2 separate regions of the Homo sapiens genome follow, and region 2 is linked to region 1. The links are chromatin loops, found by intact Hi-C in ENCODE. Cell type or tissue: Caco-2. All regions are shown on one strand. Links, peaks and the distances in the headings refer to the core of each region. The heading gives the core; the rest is flanking DNA. Region 1 has its middle 17 kb from the start of LINC01992. Region 2 overlaps LINC01992 (long intergenic non-protein coding RNA 1992).

The links. Hi-C counts contacts between places; a loop is a spot of excess contacts. Peaks named below come from ENCODE experiments on the same cell type or tissue, not always from the same donor. Only the 100,000 strongest peaks of a DNase experiment are listed, where the experiment ranks them.
Region 2: a loop joins it to region 1, with 4 times the contacts of the local background. A loop is called at or near these places in 6 of 110 quality-filtered maps.

Annotation. Positions count from the first base shown.
Region 1 is chr17:28,006,512-28,011,891 of GRCh38, reverse strand. No RefSeq gene overlaps it. Among named protein-coding and RNA genes, the nearest start is that of LINC01992, 17 kb to the right of the region's middle. In Caco-2, for the core only: no CTCF peak of the experiment used is centred there; a DNase peak (open chromatin) is centred at 3,171.
Region 2 is chr17:27,944,670-27,950,049 of GRCh38, reverse strand. The region is part of intron 2 of LINC01992 (long intergenic non-protein coding RNA 1992); the gene reads left to right. Among named protein-coding and RNA genes, the nearest start is that of LINC01992, 44 kb to the left of the region's middle. RefSeq lists enhancers at 4,664-4,723, 4,774-4,833. In Caco-2, for the core only: no CTCF peak of the experiment used is centred there; no DNase peak of the experiment used is centred there.

The DNA.
Region 1 (5,380 bases), core at 263-5,262:
ACCACCCACACAGCACATGGATGTACTTTTATACCCAAGGCCATTTGATCTCGGACCTCCTTTGGTGTGCAGGAAGCTATTGACATGTCCCAGACCACTCAAAACCCAAAGAAGGAAGCATCAGATGTCTAACCAGAAAAGTCTAACGAGAACCCCCAAGTGCAAACTCCCTTTAGTTGTAATGGGCAAAACACATGAGACATTCCTGTAGATAGTCCTCCTGGAAGATGTGCCATATGATGAAGAAAGCAGTGGCTTCTCTGTAATAATGCAGAAGTGATTAACATTGATCCCTGAGCAAACAGTTATCTCTTATGCCCCAATAAGCTCATTTCTAGGATAACCAAACACTCCTAATGCAGTTGTTCTCCACTGAGGTGAGTGCACTGAGGTTGAGAAAGTGTCCTTGGTACTGACACATGCCACCACTGCTTCTGATTGACAATCACTCTGTTCTAACCAGTCTGAGTCTGTGTGATCACTTTTTTTTTTTGCTTTGAGACAGAGTTTCACTCTTGTTGCCCAGGCTGGAGTGCAATGGCGCATGTGTGATCACTTCTATGGTAACTATAGCTCCTCCTTCAGAACTATGTCTTGGCTCTGAATCCCTGGGGATTATGTTACAACTAAAGGGAGAAGGAGGAACCCTGAGGATTATAAATGTTGCCAAGGGCAGTGGTGGTTCCTAAATCTATCTATGCATCAGAATCACTTAGACATTTTTTAATGTTCATGTTCCTGGGCTTGATTACACTCCTGCTGTGTTAGTCCATTTGTATAGCTATAAAGGAGTATCTGAGGCTGGATAATTTATAAAGAAAAGAGGTTTCATTGATTCATGGTTCTGCAGGCTTTACAGGAAGCACACTGCCAGAATCTGCTTCTGGTGAGGGCCTCAGGAAACTTCCAATTATGATGGAAGAAAAAGGGGAAGCAGGTGCATCGCATGGCGAAAGCAGGAGCAAGAAAGAGAGAGGGAAGAGGTGTCACACTCTTTTAAACAACCAGCTCTCACATGAACTCAGCGAGAACTCACTTATCACCAAGGGGATGATACTTCATTTATGAGGGATCTGCCTCCATGATCCAATCACCTCCCACTAGGCCCTGTGAACATTGGGAATCACGTTTCAACATGAGACTAGGAGGGGACAAACATCCAAAACATATCAGCTACTGGATTATACTCTTTGGGAATGGAATCCAGCTCTTTGCGTTCTTCACATGCCCACCAGATGATTCTAATGCAGCTGTCCTAGCACCAGCCTGTGCCTCTAAGACAACTTTAGAGAGGCATTGGTTCACAGATGTGGAGGATTCTCTGGAACCTCCCACATTCATTCTGGAATCAGCAACTTCATGCCCCACACTCAATCCCTATCATGCCATCAGAGCCTTTTGTCCTACTGGAGTTTCTGATGTCACAGACAGTGGCTTAACACTATAGTCTGGTGTCAAAACTGACCTGAGCATAAATCTTTCCTCTGCCACTTGCAAACTGAGTGGTCTTAAGTAAGTTGTGACCCCTCCTCAAACTTCAGCTTCTCATCTGTGAAACAGTGATAGTAACACCTACCTCCCAGAGTTGCTGTGACAACTCCTTGAGATAGCATGTGTAAAGATTTGCAACTCGAGATTTGTGTACATGATTGTTATATGGTAAATCCTGGCTCATTTTCTTGCCTTCCAGAAGTAGGGTCAGTTCAGTACTCGTAGGAACTCTTTTTTTTTTTTTTTTTTTTGAGACGGAGTCTTACTCTGTTGCCCAGGCTGGAGTGCAGTGGCGCGATCTCGGCTCACTGCAAGCTCTACCTCCCAGGTTCACATCATTCTCCTGCCTCAGCCTCCCAAGTAGCTGGGACTACAGGTGCCCGCCACCACACCCAGCTAATTTTTTTGTATTTTTTTTAGTAGAGACGGGGTTTCACCGTGTTAGCCAGGATGGTCTTGATCTCCTGACCTCATGATCCACCCGCCTTGGCCTCCCAAAGTGCTGGGATTACTGGTGTGAGCCACAGCACCCAGCCAGGAACTCTTAATTGGGACTTTTCCTCCAGGTGTCCTAATACCAGAGTACCTATGTCAGCCCACAACCCAATTTAGAGAAGAAAGACCCCAATTTAAGAATGTATGGCCCGGCACCATGGCTCATGCCTGTAACGCCAGCAGTTTGGGGGACTGAGGCAGGCAGATCACTTGAGGTCAGGAGTTTGAGACCAGCCTGGCCAACATGGTGAAACCACGTCTCTACCAAAAAAAAAAAAAAAATACAAAAATTAGCCGGGCATGGTGGTGCACACCTGTAATCCCAGCTACTCAGGAGGCTGAGGCAGGAGAATCACTTGAACCTGGGAAGCAGAGATTGTAGTGAGCCAAGATGGCATCACTACACTCCAGCCTGGGTGACAGAGTGAGATCCTCTCTCTCTCTCTCTCTCTCACTCTCTCTCTCATTCTCTCTCTCTCTTTCTATATATATGTATATATATGTATATACATACACACACACACACACACACACAGACACACACACACACTTTGGCTTTATGTTAAAATTTGAGAATCTGCTCCATTTGCTAATGTAAGTATGCTTCAGTTTAGTTCTCTTAAATAAAGCAAAAGCTACTCCCCATGGCAACAGTTATGGGACTCCTCCCATAGTCCACGCCTGTCTTGGGGAGAAGAGAGAGAATTATTTAAGTGACATGTTCTCAAAATAAGGCCAAAGAACAAGCTCCCCAAAATGTGCCCTAATTCCCTTGATAATTTGTGAAAAGCTGAGGCAGCTACATAAGCATTTTCCTAAGACATGGAAAATAAAGCCAGGGAGAATGCAACTATAAAAGACATTAATTTCAACCCAGAAGGGGCTCATTAAAAAACTTTAAAAAGTTATACTGTTTTCAAAACATAAGCTTTATGTCAGAACCAGCCTCAATAGATAACAATGAAGCCTTTCCCAAAAAGTGGTGATACAGGTTTAGAAAATGTATTTACCTGAGCAGGCTTGTCTAACCTGATTTGTTTTGGAATCAGATGCCTTCAGGTACCTTCTGGTATGCCAAGCCTATGGACTCTGGCCTGAGTACTTGAAGCTATGGCAAGAAGGGCAAGAAAGGAAGGGAAATCTTGATCAGAACCATGGGCAGAGGCCAGGTTCTGGAATTAAGAGTTAAGGAAGTCCTGGAGGAGGAGCTGTCCATACACGTGGTGCTGATGACCCCAGCAGGTTGCCACTGTGAGGCTACAGGGAGCAACAGTGCATCAAGCAATCTTGGAGTCCTGGGAGAGTCTTACCTTGTGAATTTATGTACTTCAAATGGGGTTTAGGGTATTCATAGATCAGGATGGAATGCACTCGAATCAGGTAAGGCCATCAAAGCCTGCTGTCCTTGCTCTGCCCAGACGTAGAATATGACTCACAAACACCACAAGGAATTGCAGATATCACATCCCAAGAATCTCACAGAGGGAATGAGGTATAAAATTGGCATTTTCTGAGCACCCAGCTGCCTGTGTTAGACTCTTTACTTCCAATAATTCATTTTAATTTTAAGATACAGGTTCTTCTTCTTCTTTTTCTTCTTCTTTTTTTTTTTTTGACAGGTTCTCACTCTGCCACTCAGGCTGGAGCGCATAGCTCACTGTGGCCTTGAACTTCTGGTCTCAAGCGATCCTCCCACCTCAGCCTCTCAAAGTGCTGAGATTACAGGCATGAGCCACCAAACCCAGTCCACTATCCTCAATTTTATTTATTTATTTATTTATTTATTTATTTATTTATTTATTTATTTATTTTGAGATGAGTCTTGCTTTGTCACCCAGGCTGGAGTGCAGTGGTGCAATCCCGGCTCACTGAAACCTCCACCTCCTGGGTTCAAGTGATTCTCCTGCCTTAGCCTACTGAGCAGCTGGGATTACAGCCACCCGTCACCATGCCCAACTAATTTTTGTATTTTTAGTAGAGACTTGGTTTCACCATGTTGGCCGGGTTGGTCTGGAACTCCTGATCTCAAGTGATCTGCCTGCCTCAGCCTCCCAAAGTGCTGGAATTACAGGAATGAGCCACTGTGCCCAGCCACTATTCTCATCTTAAACTGGGAAACTGGCCAGGTGCAGTGGCTCACACCTGTAATCCCAGCACTTTAGGCAGCTGAAGCGGGAGAACTGCTTGAATCCAGGAGTTTGAGATCAGCCAAACAACATGGTGAGACTCCCATCTCTACAAAATTTTTAAAAATTAGCCAGGTATGGTGGTGTGCACCTGTAGTCCCAGCTACTCAGGAGGCTGAGGCAGGATGATCACTTGAGCCCAGGAGGTTGAGGCTGCAGTGAGCCATGTTTGCACCACTGCACTCCAGCCTGGGTGACAGAGCAAGACCTTATCTCAAATAAATAAATAAATAAATAAATAATTAGGGGAAACAAAACTCAGAAAAGTTAAGCAAATTTATCCAGTGTTCCACAACTAGTAAGTGGTCATCATCCTCCTTAAACTGCAACCTCTGTATATGAAATATGTCTAACTTACAAGCTTTTTCCTTTTACCATGTGCAATTTTCCTAGGGCTGAAGCCAAGACCTTGGTAGAACCATGTCTATTTGTTGGAAAGGAGGGTGGCCCTAGGAAATCGACTCAGGAAGGAGGTATTTAGGCCAGAATCTGGAGGCACAACATTAACTTCATGGCCTTTGCTCTGCCTGAGAGGGGCATCAGTGAAAATCATGCTTACCTTCTTCCTCAACCAGGAACCCATCATTTGTAGTTACTAACAAGGTGAAGCTAACTCTGCCAATAAATGGAGGTGACTTCAATTCTGATATTTTCCCCAATAGGGAGCACAGGCAGCACTGAATATGTCCCAAATGAACTCATTTCTTACCTCACTCTAGTTTTCCTTTTGTCCTATCTGTCTCAGCTATTTCACTGACCCAAGCTGTAAATCAGACATCCATAACTGACCCTTTCCGCATTCTTGTTCTTCTAGCCTTGCCAAGCTCTCCTCGTCGGTGTTACCTCCATATATCTTTGCAATTCTTCCACTTTTCTCATTTCTACTGCCACTTCCCTGGTGGAGGTGACCATCATCTCCTGCCTAGACTATTGCAGTAGACTCCTCGCTGGTCCCCTTGCCTCCAATTTTGTCGTCTGCAAGTCTTTCAAAGTGATCCCAAATGCAAAGCTGACCATGTTATTTCCCCACATTTAACGTACTGAGCATAGTACAGTGGTTAAGAGCGAGAGCTCCAAAGACAAACTACCTGGTTTTTTATCCCAGCTCTGTCATTACTGTGCATCCCTGCACAAGTCACTTAACTTAGACTTCATAACTGTAGAATGGGAATGATAGTAATGATACCTTCTTCAAAGAGTTGTTCTTG
Region 2 (5,380 bases), core at 117-5,116, 62 kb after region 1:
ACTGTGTGACAATGTGGGGTAGAGGAAAGAGTTGGATTTTAGAGTCAGATTGGCTTTTCCATGCATTAGCCCGCAAGTTCCTCAACCTCTCTAAGCTTCCATTTCCTTCCTCACTGGTAAGATGGGGTTTAAAAAGACTGACCTGAGGGAGCTAATGCAAGTGGTGGCAGGTGCCTGTAGTCCCAGCTACTTGGGAGGCTGAGACAGGAGAATCAGTTGAACCTGGGAGGCGGAGGTTGCAGTGAGCCGAGATTGTGCCACTGCACTCCAGCCTCGTGACAGAGCGAGACTATGTCTCAAAAAAAAAAAAAAAAACAAAAAAACCAAAACAACCCCCAAAAGAAAGGCCTATTCCAGTACCTGGTATACAGTAGGGGCTCAACAACTGGTTAGATATTTTAAAACGCATTGACATTCTAATCTGGCAATCATTCTTTTCTGAGTTGGTCTCTCAGCTATTGAGTAGCAACGGAGAGAAGATGAGAATTTCATCAGGCTCCAGAGAGCTAGGCTCAAGATGCTGACCCTTGGGAGTGCCCTCAGAGAAGCCAGCAGGTGGGGCTAGCCTTGGCTTTGCAGAAGTGCAGGCCTGGCAGGTCGTGGTGGTGAGGGTCCCTGGGGCTGGCATGGTTATCTGGAGGGGGAGGAGGTGGTCTGAGGTGGGTGGTGAAGGCAGAAGAGTATTGGAGAAGGGTAACTGAGGGCCAGACAGCCTATGAGTCCCCAGTTCTGAGAAGACCCCAGGAAGCCAACCAAGCTGAAGGCAGGATGCCTGGTACTCAGGAACGGCAGGAAAGCCACAGGCTGGACTAGACTAGCTCCCTCCCCACCAACCACCTGCTTTGTAAAAACAGATCCCTGGGCCCAACCTTGAAAATTCGGATTGAGTAGATCTGAGTTGAGACCCATTAAATGGTATTTTTAAAACATTCTTGTCCGGGCATGGTGGCTCACGCCTGTAATTCCAGCACTTTGGGAGGCCAAGGTGGGTGGATCACTTGAGGTCAGGAATTCGAGACCAGTCTGGCCAACATGGTGAAACCTCATCTCTACTAAAAATACAAAAATTAGCTGAGCGTGGTGGTGTACACCTGTAATCTCAGCTACATGGGAGACTGAGGCAGGAGAATCGGTTGAACCCAGGAGGTGGAGGTTGCAGTGGGCCTAGATTGCACCACTGCACTCCAGCCTGGGAGACGAGTGAGACTCTATCTCAAAAAACAAAAACAAAAACATTATTAGCTGGGTGTGGTGTCTCATGCCTGTAATCCCAGCACTTTAGGAGGCCAAAGTGGAAGGACTGCTTGAGCTCAGGAGGTCAAGGCTGTAGTGAGCCAATGATCACCCCACTGCACTCCAGCCTGGGTGACAGAGCAAGACCCTGTCTCAAAAACAAAAGCAAAGCATTCTCCACAGCAGAATAGTGTGTACAGCATGCCATGATTTTACATATCTCTATATATGTATGTATATATATAGACTTAAAAATACCTCTAAAAGGGTACACAAAAAACTCTAGTAATTGTCTATGAGGAGAATGGAGGGTCAGGTAGGAAAGGAAACCTAGTTTTCTTTTTTTTTTTTTTTGAGACGGAGTCTCACTCTGTTGCCCAGGCTGGAGTGCAGTGGCGCGATCTCAGCTCACTGCAAGCTCCGCCTCCCGGGTTCACGCCATTCTCCCATTCTCCTGCCTCAGCCTCCTGAGTAGCTGGGACTACAGGCGCCCGCCACGACTCCCGGCTAATTTTTTGTATTTTTAGTAGAGACGGGGTTTCACCGTGTTAGGATGGTCTCGATCTCCTGACCTTGTGATCCACCCGCCTCGGCATCCCAAAGTACTGGGATTACAAGCCCACCGCGCCCAGCCTCTAGTTTTCATTTATACTCATATGTGGGGTTGTAATTTTCTTTATTATGTGTGTTTATTCACATAATTACATTCATACAATTTTTAAAATTAAGGTGGAATTCACATAACATAAAATTAACCATTTTAAAGTGAACAATTTAATTAATTTAATGACATTTAGTACCTTCACAGTATCGTGCAACCTCTATCCAATTCTAAAGCATTTCCATGATTCCAATGCAAACCCCTTATCAAGCAGTTTCTCCCCATTACTCTCTCTCCCCAGCTCCAGCAAACAACCAATCTCCATTCTATTTCTGTGAATTTGTCTATTCTGGATATTTCATATAAATGAAATCATATAGTACATAATCTTTTGTGTCTGGCTGCTTTCACTTAGCATAAAGTTTTTGAGGTTTATCCACGATCTAGCATGTATCAGTACTTCATTCCTTTTTATGGCTGAATAATATTCTGCTATATATGCCACAATTTGTTAAGCCACTCGTCTGTTGATGGACATTTGGACTGTTTCCACCTTTTGGCTATTGTGGATGCTGCTGTAATAAACATTCCTGGAGAGGTACTGGGTTGGGTATTAGTTTTCAGTTCTTTTGAGTGTATACCTAGCAGTGTAATTGCTGGATCATATAGTAATTCTATGTTTAATTTCTGAGGAATCACCATGCTGTTTTCCACTGCACCTGAAACATTTTATATTCCAATTAATACAATCTTAAAGGTTCCAAAGGTGTTGGGTAAAAAGAGGAAAAAAATAAACTATTAAACTTCTGTTTCCAAAATTGGAAAACTTTAATCATTTCCCTAACATCTAAGCAGGCACTTGGGCACACTTCCTGGCTGGATCCTGCTTGCTACACTAGCACAAAGAGAAGGGGCTGGCTGCTCACCCTCCTCCTGCCCCCTCTCACTTGCCCTCCACATACGTAGTCACTTGTAACTTATTGTTACTGACTTTGAATGGAAGCTTTCAGCTGCTCCATCCTTCCTCTGTTGGTTGAAGGGCTGTCAATGGGATGGGAATTACAACCGTAGCTGCTGTTATCTGTGTCGTATGGCTGGCTGTGTATTACTGGCTGCACTTGCCAGGGAATTAATCCCCTAAGTGTGGATGGCAAATGATGAAAACCTGGCACATAAATAAGGAGACAGGCAGCGCTCCACTGACATGCCTTGGGAAGTGATCAGCTTGTCCCTGTGCACCATACTCAATGTCTCCAAGCTCAAGGGCCATTCATCCGCAGGGAAACAGCCAGACTTTCATTCATTCATTCAATGAACATTTATGGAATAGAGCACCTATTCTGTGCAGCACCGTTCTAGACATTTTTATGAGTTGTATTGTGTAAGACTTACAATAGAAAGATATTATTGTCCTCAGTTCAAAATGAGGAAGTGGAGATTCAGAGAAATTAATAAATTTTCCCATCATCACACAGCTAGTATGTAGTGGAACCAGGACTTGGACTGAATTCCCTAGGGCCTCCCTCTCTGTCTCACTTCCTTCTACACTTATTTACAGCAAGCTGTATGTGCCAGGCACCCATGGTAGGCACTGAGGATATCATAGTGAACCAGACAGACTGGTGTAAACTGTTCCCTGTTGCTTTTCCATTGTGTCCTATGACTCCTGGGCATCATCTCAAACCTACTCGATTTCTTCTCAAATGTTCCTTCTTACATAATGACCAATGCAGCACAGTCCAAAGAGCTGTGAGGTTGAAGATGAATTAAATTCAGGCCCTGGGTTCATGCCTCTTTGAATATAGACCTAAAATCTCATGGTTCCAAGATGTGATTAGCAAATTTCATCATGCCCCTCTTGCTCCAAAACCTCCCATGGCCCAGGGCCTACAAACATTTCTGTGACATGAAAAATGGTAAAGACTCAAGTGGGGCTCTCCATGGGAGCTGAACCATGCACAAAGGTTGAGGAGAGCATTTTAAAAAGTGCTTTTCTGTGCATAATGCGAAATTCATGGATAGAGAGGCATCAGCTAGGCGTCAGACCATGGAGGGAGGCATTTCTCCAAACTGAGAAACAAGGCAAGGCTTCAAGACTGAAAGACCATGACTAAGAAAAAAAAAGTCTGAAAGACCAGCTGTCCCTAGAAGATGCTGTCAAGACCCACACACATCCAGTTCATTTGTGTACGGCACCCAGGCCCTCCGTTTATCATCTTTGGTTCAGGTTTTGCATATTCGGGTAAGTTTGTGCTTAGGTTATGCAAGTAAACATATGCTGAGAGGTAGCAATGTTTATTTCAGTGGAAGCATTTATTTTAATAGCTTTATAAATCACACCAGGATTGCATTTATAGCATCATTAAGGAACTGAAGGGGTCACTTAAATGCTTAAGTTAGACTTTGCTGCTGCACTTTATGGGAGACATTATATGCTGTCAAAGGCAGAAGGATAAGAAGCTAGGTCCCACCTTCCTGTTCCCCCTACACTCCATATCCCCAAATACCTAGATTTTAAAATGAAGAGTTATAGACAGTGAACAGAAAGACTTTAGTAGTGTCCTTGTATCATTGCCAGTCTCCTCTTGAGGACTAAAAACTTCAGGATTTGGAGTCTAGAGACCCACAATCTGGGCTTTATACACCATCTATATAGGGCAGGGGTCCCCAACCCCTGAGGGACCAGTACCAGTCCATGGCTTGTTAGGAACCAGGCTGCAGAGCAGGAGCTGAGTGGAGGGCAGGCGAGCATGACCACCTGAGCTCTGCCTCCTGTCAGAGCAGCGGCGTCATTAGAGTCTCGTAGGAGCGGAAACCCTACTGTGAACTGCACATGGGAGGGATCTAGTTTGCGTGCTCCTTATGAGAATCTAACTAATGTCTGATGATCTGAAGTGGAACAGTTTCAGCCCAAAACCATTTCCCCCCTGCCCCTTGTCCATGAAAAAATTGTCTTCCACAAAACTGGTCCCTGGTGTCAAACAGGTTGGGGACTGCTGGTGTAAGGGACTTTGGAAAAAATCACTTGAACTTCCTGGGCCCATTTCCTCGATTGTAAAAAACAAAATGAAACAAAACAAAACAAAACAAAGCAAAATGGGAACTATAACAACCACAAGGCTGTGGCTTTGTAAACAATGTAACAAGACCCCATCTCCACACACACAAAATTAACAATTAGCCAGGTGTGGTGATGCATGCCTGTTACGGCTTTTGTAATTCCCCAACCTCACTCCAGAGACTGCTGCTGGGTTTAGGGCTGAGATGAACAGGGGCCTCTGAAGGGAAGTGTATTTGTTTCCTGTGGCCGCCATAACAAATGACCACATACTGGAAGGCTTGACATAATGGAAACGTGTTGTCTCATAGCTCTGAAGGCCAGAAGTTTGGAATCAAGGTGTCAGCAGGGCTGGTTCTTTCTGGAGGCTCCGAGGGAGAATCTGTTCCCTGTGTATCTCCTCGCTTCTGTGGCTCTGCAATCCAATCCTGGCATGCTGTGGCTTGCAGATGTATCCCTCTGATCTCTACACCCTGTCTTCATGTGGT